Linked DNA regions of Homo sapiens: region 2 is linked to region 1. Evidence: chromatin contacts called from ENCODE Hi-C or POLR2A ChIA-PET data. All regions are on one chromosome and are shown on one strand. Each heading gives the region's core, a stretch centred on a gene start or an enhancer-like site at or near the end of the contact. The rest is flanking DNA. Distances are from core to core; before and after follow the strand shown. Region 1 holds the start of HUNK (hormonally up-regulated Neu-associated kinase). Region 2 overlaps HUNK (hormonally up-regulated Neu-associated kinase).

Region 1 (4,519 bases), core at 1,489-3,988:
TTGATGGGGTCTTGCTCTCAGGAGCAGTAAAACCCCACTTGAGAATCAGTGAATGATTACTTTCATTCATTTATTCAACAGATATTTACTGAACAATGATCATGTCTCAGACACCGTGCTAGGTACTGTAGGGCAAATAATGAAATTAGACACAGCTCCTGTCCTCAATAAGTCTAAAAGAGAAGAAAGTCATAGATAATAAGTACTACAGGACATAAGAGGAATGTGAAATGACTATATGAACTAAGAGACAACAGAGGGAGATGGGCTTCTTGCAGCTTATTGGTTGGGGAGGTCTTCATGGGAAAGGGAACACCTGTGCTAGGTGGAAATGAGTCGGAGACAGCAGACTGGGGGCGGGCAAGGCACAGGCAAAGGTGTGGCAGTAGGGAGGCCGGATCCCGGCCAGCACCACCCCCTACCCGGGAACTCCGCAGGAGGATAAGGCTAGAAATTAGTTTGGGCTAATTAGCAGAGAATTTTCAAGGCTGCATTACTGTTGCATTGAATAATCAGATGCTTTCTGCACACTGAATATGAGGGCAATATATTGTGTACTAATTTGTTTTACATAAAGACATTTCTGGGGTGATTTCTTGTTAAACAGGCCATTTCAGAGACTAGGACTTGTAGTTCCAAAACCAGTTACAAAGGGGACGCACGGATAGGATTTGGACTTCTCTTTGGCATCCATCCCAGCTTATGGAATTAGCAGTGAACTTGAATCAAACCCAGGCAGCAGGCTTGAAAAAGATTTAATGGGCCTGGATTTTCTCTCTTCTTCACCCCTTTCCTGACCTCTACCCTGAGAGGATAATTAAAAGGAAAGAAAATCTCTATTTCATTGTAAATGTCATCCACCATTTTTATGAAACTTTTTTTTTTTAGACCATAAAAATACTTTGGGGAACAGTCTCAGAAATTTCCCTTAAACCTTAATAAATAAATCTCTAAATTTTCATAAAGAGTGCATGTCCTAACATTAAAAAAAATCATACTCTATTAACACAACATTGGGTGGACTCCCAAACTGTTTCTGATGGAAGATTCAGAGTGGTTTTTTTTTTTTTTTTTTTGAGAAGGAGTCTTGCTCTGTCGCCCAGGCTGGAGTGCAGTGGCAAGATTTCAGCTCACTGCAACTTTCGCCTCCTGGATTCAAGCAATTCTCTGCCTCAGCCTCCCGAGTAGCTGGGATTACAGGCGCCCGCCACCACGCCCGGCTAATTTTTGTATTTCTAGTAGAGACAGGGTTTCACCATCTTGACCAGGCTGGTCTTGAACTCCTGACCTCGTGATCTACCTGCCTCGGCCTCCCAAAGTGCTAGGATTACAGGCGTGAGCCACCGCGCCCGGCCTCAGAGTGGTTTTTACCCCAAAGTGAGCTCCATATTCCTCATTCTTTAGACAGTTGCTGGACATCTATTCTGCTGGCACCACGCTAGTTACCATTCCCCTCCCATGCAACTGTCCTGTTAAGATTTGATTACTGAATTAGAGACATTAAAAGGATTGAATGAACGTTACTGAAATAGTCAAGGCCGGTGGGAGCAAAGAAGTCCCTTCAGCACAGCAAGAAAAACATTTTAAGCTGTATCTTTAATATTGGTAAACGGGAACAATGAGACAGAACAACAGAAAACGCAGTATGTTCCGTCATAATAACTGAGGCTGGTGACTTGTAACAGGTAGGTGGATGAATATAGTAGCGTATTTAAAATTAGATGTATTGAAAGCAGGCATTTCTCTGCGTCCCTCTTCAGATGGGTCAGCGAGACCCCCAGACACTGGATTGATGACAGCTGTTGTTCCCCCACCCCCCACTCCCAATCTCAAAGCATTGCTATGGGTCGATGTCATACTTGTTTACTCAGGAATAAACAATGAAAGGAACTTTGTTAGGACCAAATCCTTCCTTTCAGCTCTGATGTTGCATGATCGGGGTGAAGTTTCCATCAAATGCGGGCACCTCAACAGGTAGCATTTTGTAAATGCCTCCTCCTACCTACCCTCCTCCTTCTCCCTCACAAGATTCTTCATTTTCGGTTTGAGAAGACGTTGGGGATCCTGGGAGAGGGTCCAGTGTCGTCAGGGCAGTTGCAATTGTTTATGCGATGAGCACAGTCACAGCGCTTGCAGAACAAAAGCATCGAAGAGAGGCGAGCGCCGGTCCACCTCCTGCAATCACAGGCATCATTTCAATGGAAGGCAAAGAAGGTGTAAGCTACAAGCAGAGGCAGCAAACGCCCTGGTTCCTACATTGCTGCTGCTACTATTACTGCTGTGGCTGCGCCTCCTCCAACACAGCCAACCAGGCTGCGTGCGAGCCCGGGCAGACGCCTGGCCGCCTCCCCACCCTTTCTTCCAGCCATCCATCTATCCTTCCACCCCCGGTCCAGGGGGCCCTACTGTGTGGCGGACTCAGGGCCGGGCACGCAACCCGACTCACAGTCCACGGAGTTCGAGAGCCTTCCCCCTTCCCCCCGCCCCGGGTGGGTGCGGCCAGTGGGGGATTTCACCGCCGAAAGGTCCAGAAAACCCAAGCCCAGAATCCGGGCAAGAGGCGCAGCCGGAGGCGGCCCGACCTGGGCGGCCCGGGAGCGCGCGCCTCCGAGGCCGCGCAGGTTCTCCCTGTCTGGCGCTCAGGTGGCTTCTCCGTCCACTCCGCCGCTCCCCTCCCCGGGCCCTCCCCTCTCCAGCGAGGGTCGAGTTTGACTGTGGCGCGCGGGGAAGGAGGGGCTACTAGGGATTTGAAAGTGCACGGGCTGCGGAGTGGAGCTCGCATCTGTTCCCGCCGCCCGCGAGCGGATTAAATTTCTGCAAATTCAAACTGAATGGGGCTTTCTTCTGCTGCCTTCCAGAGGGCGCCGGCAGCCCGCCGCGCGCTTCTCTCCGGCGGGAGCGGCCGCCCAGCGCACGGCTAGGAGCGATCGCGGGAGCCCGACCCAAGCCCGTGCGGGCCAGACGGCGGCGGCGAGGCGGAGGCTGCGGAGGCACCCGGGCTCCCGGACCCAGGCACCCGGACCCCGGGACCCAGGCGCCGCCGGACCGCGCCCCACCCCGCGCGCCCGAGCAGGGCGACTGTCATTAGCTTCCTGGACGGGACCCGGGGCGGGATCCTGGTGTCCTGAAAGGGGCCCGGGCGACCCTAAGAGGAAGAACTTTTGGGGGCGGGGTCCCCGGTCCCGCGTCCCCTGGGCAGCCGCTATTGTCTACGCGCCTCGCTGGGCGGCGCGGGGGGCGTGATCGCGGCGGCCCCGGGCTCTGGGTGCGGAGACCCAGGCGGGGCTGGGCCCAGGGCGGCGGCGGGAGAAGCCGGGGAAGCCGAAGAGCCTGGGGAGGAGGAGCTGCGAGCGCGGGAGACGAGCAGGAGCCGCGCGGGCCGCGGCGAGCGCGATGCCGGCGGCGGCGGGGGACGGGCTCCTGGGGGAGCCGGCGGCGCCTGGGGGCGGCGGCGGCGCGGAGGACGCGGCCAGGCCCGCGGCGGCCTGCGAGGGAAGTTTCCTGCCTGCCTGGGTGAGCGGCGTGCCCCGCGAGCGGCTCCGCGACTTCCAGCACCACAAGCGCGTGGGCAACTACCTCATCGGCAGCAGGAAGCTGGGCGAGGGCTCCTTTGCCAAGGTGCGCGAGGGGCTGCACGTGCTGACCGGGGAGAAGGTGAGTCTCCCGGGCGCCGTGGGGCTGGGGCACAGGGGCGGGAGTCGGCGGCCAGGACCCCGCGGGGAGCACTGCACTGGGAGTCCCAGTGTGCAGTCCCGGGCCAAGCGCCTTCCCCCTCCGCCCGGCTTTCCTGTTGGGTTAAAACGCGCGCTCAGCATCTCGCAGCCTTTCCCGAAGGCGGCCTGCGGTCCGCTGCCCGGGGGTTGGGGGCTTGGGAGGGGACGGCCTTGCCCCGGGAAGCGTCCCGCGCGGCCGTTCTGCTCGTGGAAGGGCGCCGCCTGGCGACACTAGCGCGGGGGGCGGGATGGGGCCCCTCTGCCCTTCAGGCCGGCAGGGGCGGCGGATCCGTGGCGAGGCGGGAACCAGGGCTAGAGGAGGTGGGCTCTTATGTCGGGGGGCGGGGGGGGCAGGAAAGCTAACAGCCAGCCTCTGGGGGGAGCTTAGAGTCTGATCCCCGTCCTGGGCTCTCGGAGGAGGTGGGAGAAGGCTGAGATCCTGCATTCCTTCCCACCTGTGGGCTCCGGCAGCTAGGGAATGTTTTTTGGCAGCTAGGGAATTTTTCGTGCTCAGAGGAGGGTTTTTGCCTCCGCCCTCCACTTGTCCATCCCTCAACCTGTGCTCCTCTCTATCCACTCAACCCTCCCACCCCTGCCCCCTCATCACCCACCATTCTCATCCCCGCCATTCTCATCCCCTTCTCTCCGTTCCCCCAGCTCCTCTGTGCCCTCCAGCCTCAGGGTGGGAGCTGCAGTGAAGACCCTGCTACTGGCAGGAACAGAACTACAGATACCTCCCCCCAGAGACTGGGAGATGCCTTCTTATCTTTCTAGAAGAGGGGAAAGGAAAGGGGACCTCCGCGAGA
Region 2 (4,519 bases), core at 804-3,303, 65 kb after region 1:
GGTAAGTACACTGATCTTTTGGACAGAGACAGAAGTAGCTCACCCTCCCATTAACTAGCCATGGAACCTTTAAGCAGTTGGATTGGTTGTCACTGAAACCTTTTAGAAATCTGGACAAATAACCCAGGTTAACCAGGTTTATTCTGTGCATTTTTCTTAGGGGATGGGAGTTGGTTATAATGGGATGCTATGGGTGGGAAGATAGTGACTTTGAACTGATTTTATTTTTTTCTCAGTTTGCCTAATAATTATTTTTAATATGTCCTGCCCTAGTTTTAGGACATTTCCTAGATTTGAAAAGCGGATATTTTTTTTTCTTTTGCATTTTCTCTTATTTTTGGTCTTTCGTTTATATCATTCTTCTAATCACTGTGGTTGTTCTCTAGGCTTTTGTGGCCCCAGAATTACCCAACTTAGTTTTATTGTTCTTGGCAGTTGCTGTCTTTTACCTTGCCTCTTTAGGATGTTTTTCCCCACAGTATTTGCTCTGAACCAAATTTCTCCTTTAATGCCTTAGAGGGGCTTCCATTCTTCCCAGGCAAAGAGGGCTTAACTTCGTTTGAAACAAACTGTGGCCTTCCTTTAGATTTAGAGAGTACTGCTGTTTATAATCAGGGTTCACGGAATCACAGTTTGGGATATTGCTGGCATACTATTTTGTGTATGCATGTGTGTGTTTCGGAATTACTGTTTATGCCTGAATAGAAGTCAGGCTGATATTACATCTTCAGTATCTTCAGAAAAGAAGAAGTGCCTTACAGAGTCCTTGCAAGTCTCTCATATGATAAGGACACAATTTCAATCATAGTATTTTATTTTCAATAACAAAGTACTAGTTAGAGAAGACACATAAACCTTTATTTGGCTCACTGATGACTTTGGGTGCTCTAGAAATCACTCGAGGAACCCAGTAGGAAGGAAGGTAAAAGCATTTATGGGGCTTTAATAATAACTTCTAGAGATACGGCCTCTTGATTGTGAGAGTTTGAGAGACCAGTCTCAAAACAGTTCACTGAGTGGTTAATTTATGGAGATTTTAAATGGGTGTGTATGATTTGGGATAAGATTTCCAGCAAGTGCCTCATATGCAAATTTTAAAAATACTTTATCTCAAATATCCAGTCACCTGAAAGATCATGTTACATTGAACCACTGCACAAGGACTCAAAAAGTCATCCTGGTTCTGCCTGTGACTAGTTTGAATAAAATTGTTTCATGAAATGTGACAGTGTGGAAACAGTATTTCTTAAATTAACTATGTTAACCTTTTAATGTATGGTCTTAAATAGGAGGATGCAGCTTCAAAGATAAGTAGTATCAACAGTCATTTAATAATTCTATTGCATTCCTAAAAATTATACATTTGTGTTTTCCAAAAACCTTTTACTGAGGGACAAAGTCTTCCTGTTGGAAAAGCGAGGATATCACTGTATATTTGGAGTCACCCTATATTTGGACACGTGATATCTTTAAAAGGCAGACACAGTTTTGAAGTATTCTGTGTATTGTTTCATTTGGAGTGAAGGGAAAGTATGTAATTCTTCTTCCCATTGGTGGGCACATTGGATTGGGGAATGTCTGTTTATATCCCCAGTTTGAACATGGATCTTCCTTCTCAGCCAGTGCCCAGCCTTAAGGCTATTGGCAACTCTGAATCTGTTGGACACCTTTTAGAGTTCACCTTTTTTTCTGCATTTGACTCCTTAATTCTTACCATCTTGTAGTCCTGCCCTTCCTGTGACAACAGCCTGGCTGACATAACCCCTGCCCACCCCGCAACTGTTCTTTCCCAGTTTGCTGTGAATGCCAGTGTTCCCCACCAGCCTGTTGGGTCTTTCCCCCGCACCACTTCTCTGCCCTCACCTTCACAATCTCACGTCCTTTCAAGGCTTCAGCATCTGCCCATATTGAGGTTGAAAACTGGTAGCCTGCAAGGTTGGGGTTATGGTTGTTTTAAATATGAGTTTGTTGCCAACATTTAAAAATTGAGATCAAATCCAGACCTCTGGCTTCTTCTGTAGAATGAGGTGAGCTGGCAGTGTTGGGACCGAGCCGTGAGTAGCTGTCCCCGTTAAGTGGGGCACTGCTGTCCTGTTTGCCACAGCCAGTCCTAGCTATCGCTCCTTTTTGTTTCAGACATTGACGTAGTGTATCAGTTGCCGTTTTTGTTTTAACATGATTACGCCATTCAGTTCCCTACAATAGAGATAAGAGGAAAAAGAAACATTTCTCTTGCTTATCTCTCTATTCAAAAGTGAGAAAATAAAAGCTGGACCAAGAATGGTATGTTTAAAAACGGTGGAAGAGAACGTGTGTTTGTATGTGTGTGTTTGTGTGTGTCTGTGTGTGTGCGTGTGTGTAAGAGTGTTTTTACATAGTTAACATTCAAGGTATGCCTGCATTGGCAGGCTACAATTTAAGATGCCAGAGCTGATAATAATTGACCTAGATGGTTTTGATGTCCAAGTACATCCTTTGCCCACATAAATACTTCTGCTTCTGAAATCTCAAATGATCTCATCGGTAATCTGGATTCATTGGTATTTACTGAGTACCTGGAATGTGCAAAAGTACTGGGGTGCAATGGGAAGCAGGGTAGACATGTTTCCTGCCTTCTAGGAGCTTACAGTCGCAGGCGCAGACACCAGAGACACCTCACACTCAACATGACCCTGGGCTCATTTCTCCCTTCCACCTCCTCCCGTCACCTCAGTGTCAATGCATGGCATCACCCATTATCTGATTAGCAATCTTCATTCCATCTGGAACTTAATTCCCTTGAGCTCTGTAAAGTTAACATGTTCTCGGGTGTGACAGCAGGAATTAGGACACCAACATCTTTGGAGTCCATTATTTTGCCCATGATAATATCTGCCTGCTAAATAGATTAACTTATCATCACCTGCCAGTTTGTTATGACCCTTGGGCTCCAAACATGGAGGTCACTGGACTCATCAATTAAGTTGGCTTTCATGTGTTTTTTTTTTTTTTTTTTTTTTTTTTGAGATGGAGTTTCGATCTCATTGCCCAGGCTGGAGTGCAATGGTGCAATCTTGGCTCACCACAACCTCTGCCTCCCGGGTACAAGCGATTCTCCTGCCTCAGCCTCCCGAGTTGCTGGAATTACAGGCATGCGCCGCCATGCCCAGCTGATTTTGTATTTTTAGTAGACACAGGGTTTCTCCATGTTAGTCAGGCTGGTCTCGAACTCGCGACCTCAGGTGATCTGCCCACCCTGGCCTCCCAAAGTGCTGGGATTATAGGCGTGAGCCACCGTGCCCGGCCTCATGTGTTGTTTTTTTTTTTTTTTTTTTAAATTGCTTCCCCAAATCTGATGTTGCTCATAGTGTCACCAACCCAGGGCCACATTCATATGAAATATTTGCCTGGCCGCTCAGGCTGTGCCATCTTGAGTGATGTGTTCCTCTCTCCCCACACCCTGGTTCTGCTTAACTTCCAGGTTCCAGTTTAGGTCTTGCTTTTTCCAGAAACTTTTCATGATCCCTTCTGTCCTCTTTGCTGTCTGTCATGTCTGAAATTCTTCAGCTTTTATAGTCTACAGCAATTAATTATTAATATATCATGTCTTTTAAATATTTACTTGTTGATTGAGTTTTGGCAGAAAGCTTTATGGGTTGGTTAGAAGTGGCTCTAAAAACAGTTCATTTCCCTTCAGAAGCAAAATGTAATTCCATTATTTCGAATGCTTATCTGAAATGCTGTGTGGTTTTGTTTATTTCAGAGACTTGAAGATAGAGAATTTGCTACTAGATGAAGACAATAATATCAAGCTGATTGGTATGACTTTTTTTTTTTTTTAAGCAAAAGTATCTTTTAAGTGTTGTGTTGTCAGTTCTCAACTTTGAAAATTATCCATGGTCTATCTCTAATACCCAGACAATATTCTAGATTATCTTCTTTTACCTCCAATATTTAATAATGGTTTTGAAAATGGGTCATGTGTTTCCTTGTCTTATTCAAACTATAGCTTCTCCATAAATTCAGATGGAGCTGACCTTTTGTAGAATTTATTTTTATTTGGATTAACTGGAAAACTTCTTTAAAATAGTGAAAGATAGTTTGGCTTAGAAATGCTTCCCATAGCTTCGCCATATCTCATTCCACTTCTTGGTGAATGCAGGGATGCCTAAAGTAAGGGAGAATGCAATTGACCTTCTCTTTTTAATACAATCTTTATTCAGGCTTGTTGGTACAATGGGAGCTGTGCAGAGAAGTCCCCACAAAGGGATAATTAGAAGTCTGAACCAATCAGAAGGAAGCTACAAGATGGGGCATCATAATTGGTTCATAATTCATGGTCCATAGCAAATTCACTGCACAACTCGTTTTCTAGACGAATTCAGGTGGTTCTGTTGTTGTTATTTTCTCCCTCTGTGGTCGCTCTGGGCAGAATTCAGGGCATCATTTTTATATCCAGATATTAGATGGCACCATCTTTTATTCCCCTCTTTTCTTTTTTCTCCCACCTCAGATGCAAGTAATTTCTTTTACCTCAATG

The links. Hi-C counts contacts between places; a loop is a spot of excess contacts on that map. ChIA-PET counts read pairs that join two places held with the same protein, here RNA polymerase II (POLR2A). Pooled maps may share reads with other maps.
Region 2: a map of Caco-2 shows a loop between it and region 1 (2.5-fold over the local background). The contact joins the enhancer-like site here to the promoter of HUNK in region 1. A Hi-C loop is called at or near these places in 4 of 168 maps with a recorded cell type or tissue (Caco-2, HepG2, IMR-90 and 1 more) and 6 of 50 pooled maps. POLR2A ChIA-PET finds 5 or more read pairs at or near these places in 4 of 52 experiments (A673, Panc1, WTC11 and 1 more).

The regions. Positions count from the first base shown.
Region 1 is chr21:31,870,282-31,874,800 of GRCh38, forward strand. It overlaps HUNK (hormonally up-regulated Neu-associated kinase), which reads left to right and starts at 2,739. Exons shown (of 11, transcript NM_014586.2): 1 at 2,739-3,654. The coding sequence starts at 3,394. RefSeq lists silencers at 2,857-2,906, 3,833-4,012.
Region 2 is chr21:31,936,423-31,940,941 of GRCh38, forward strand. It overlaps HUNK (hormonally up-regulated Neu-associated kinase), which reads left to right. Exons shown (of 11, transcript NM_014586.2): 3 at 3,743-3,798. Among named protein-coding and RNA genes, the nearest start is that of HUNK, 66 kb to the left of the region's middle. Within about 2 kb of position 2,054, at least 2 of the 41 ENCODE cell types and tissues checked have a DNase peak (open chromatin) inside an H3K27ac peak, as active enhancers do.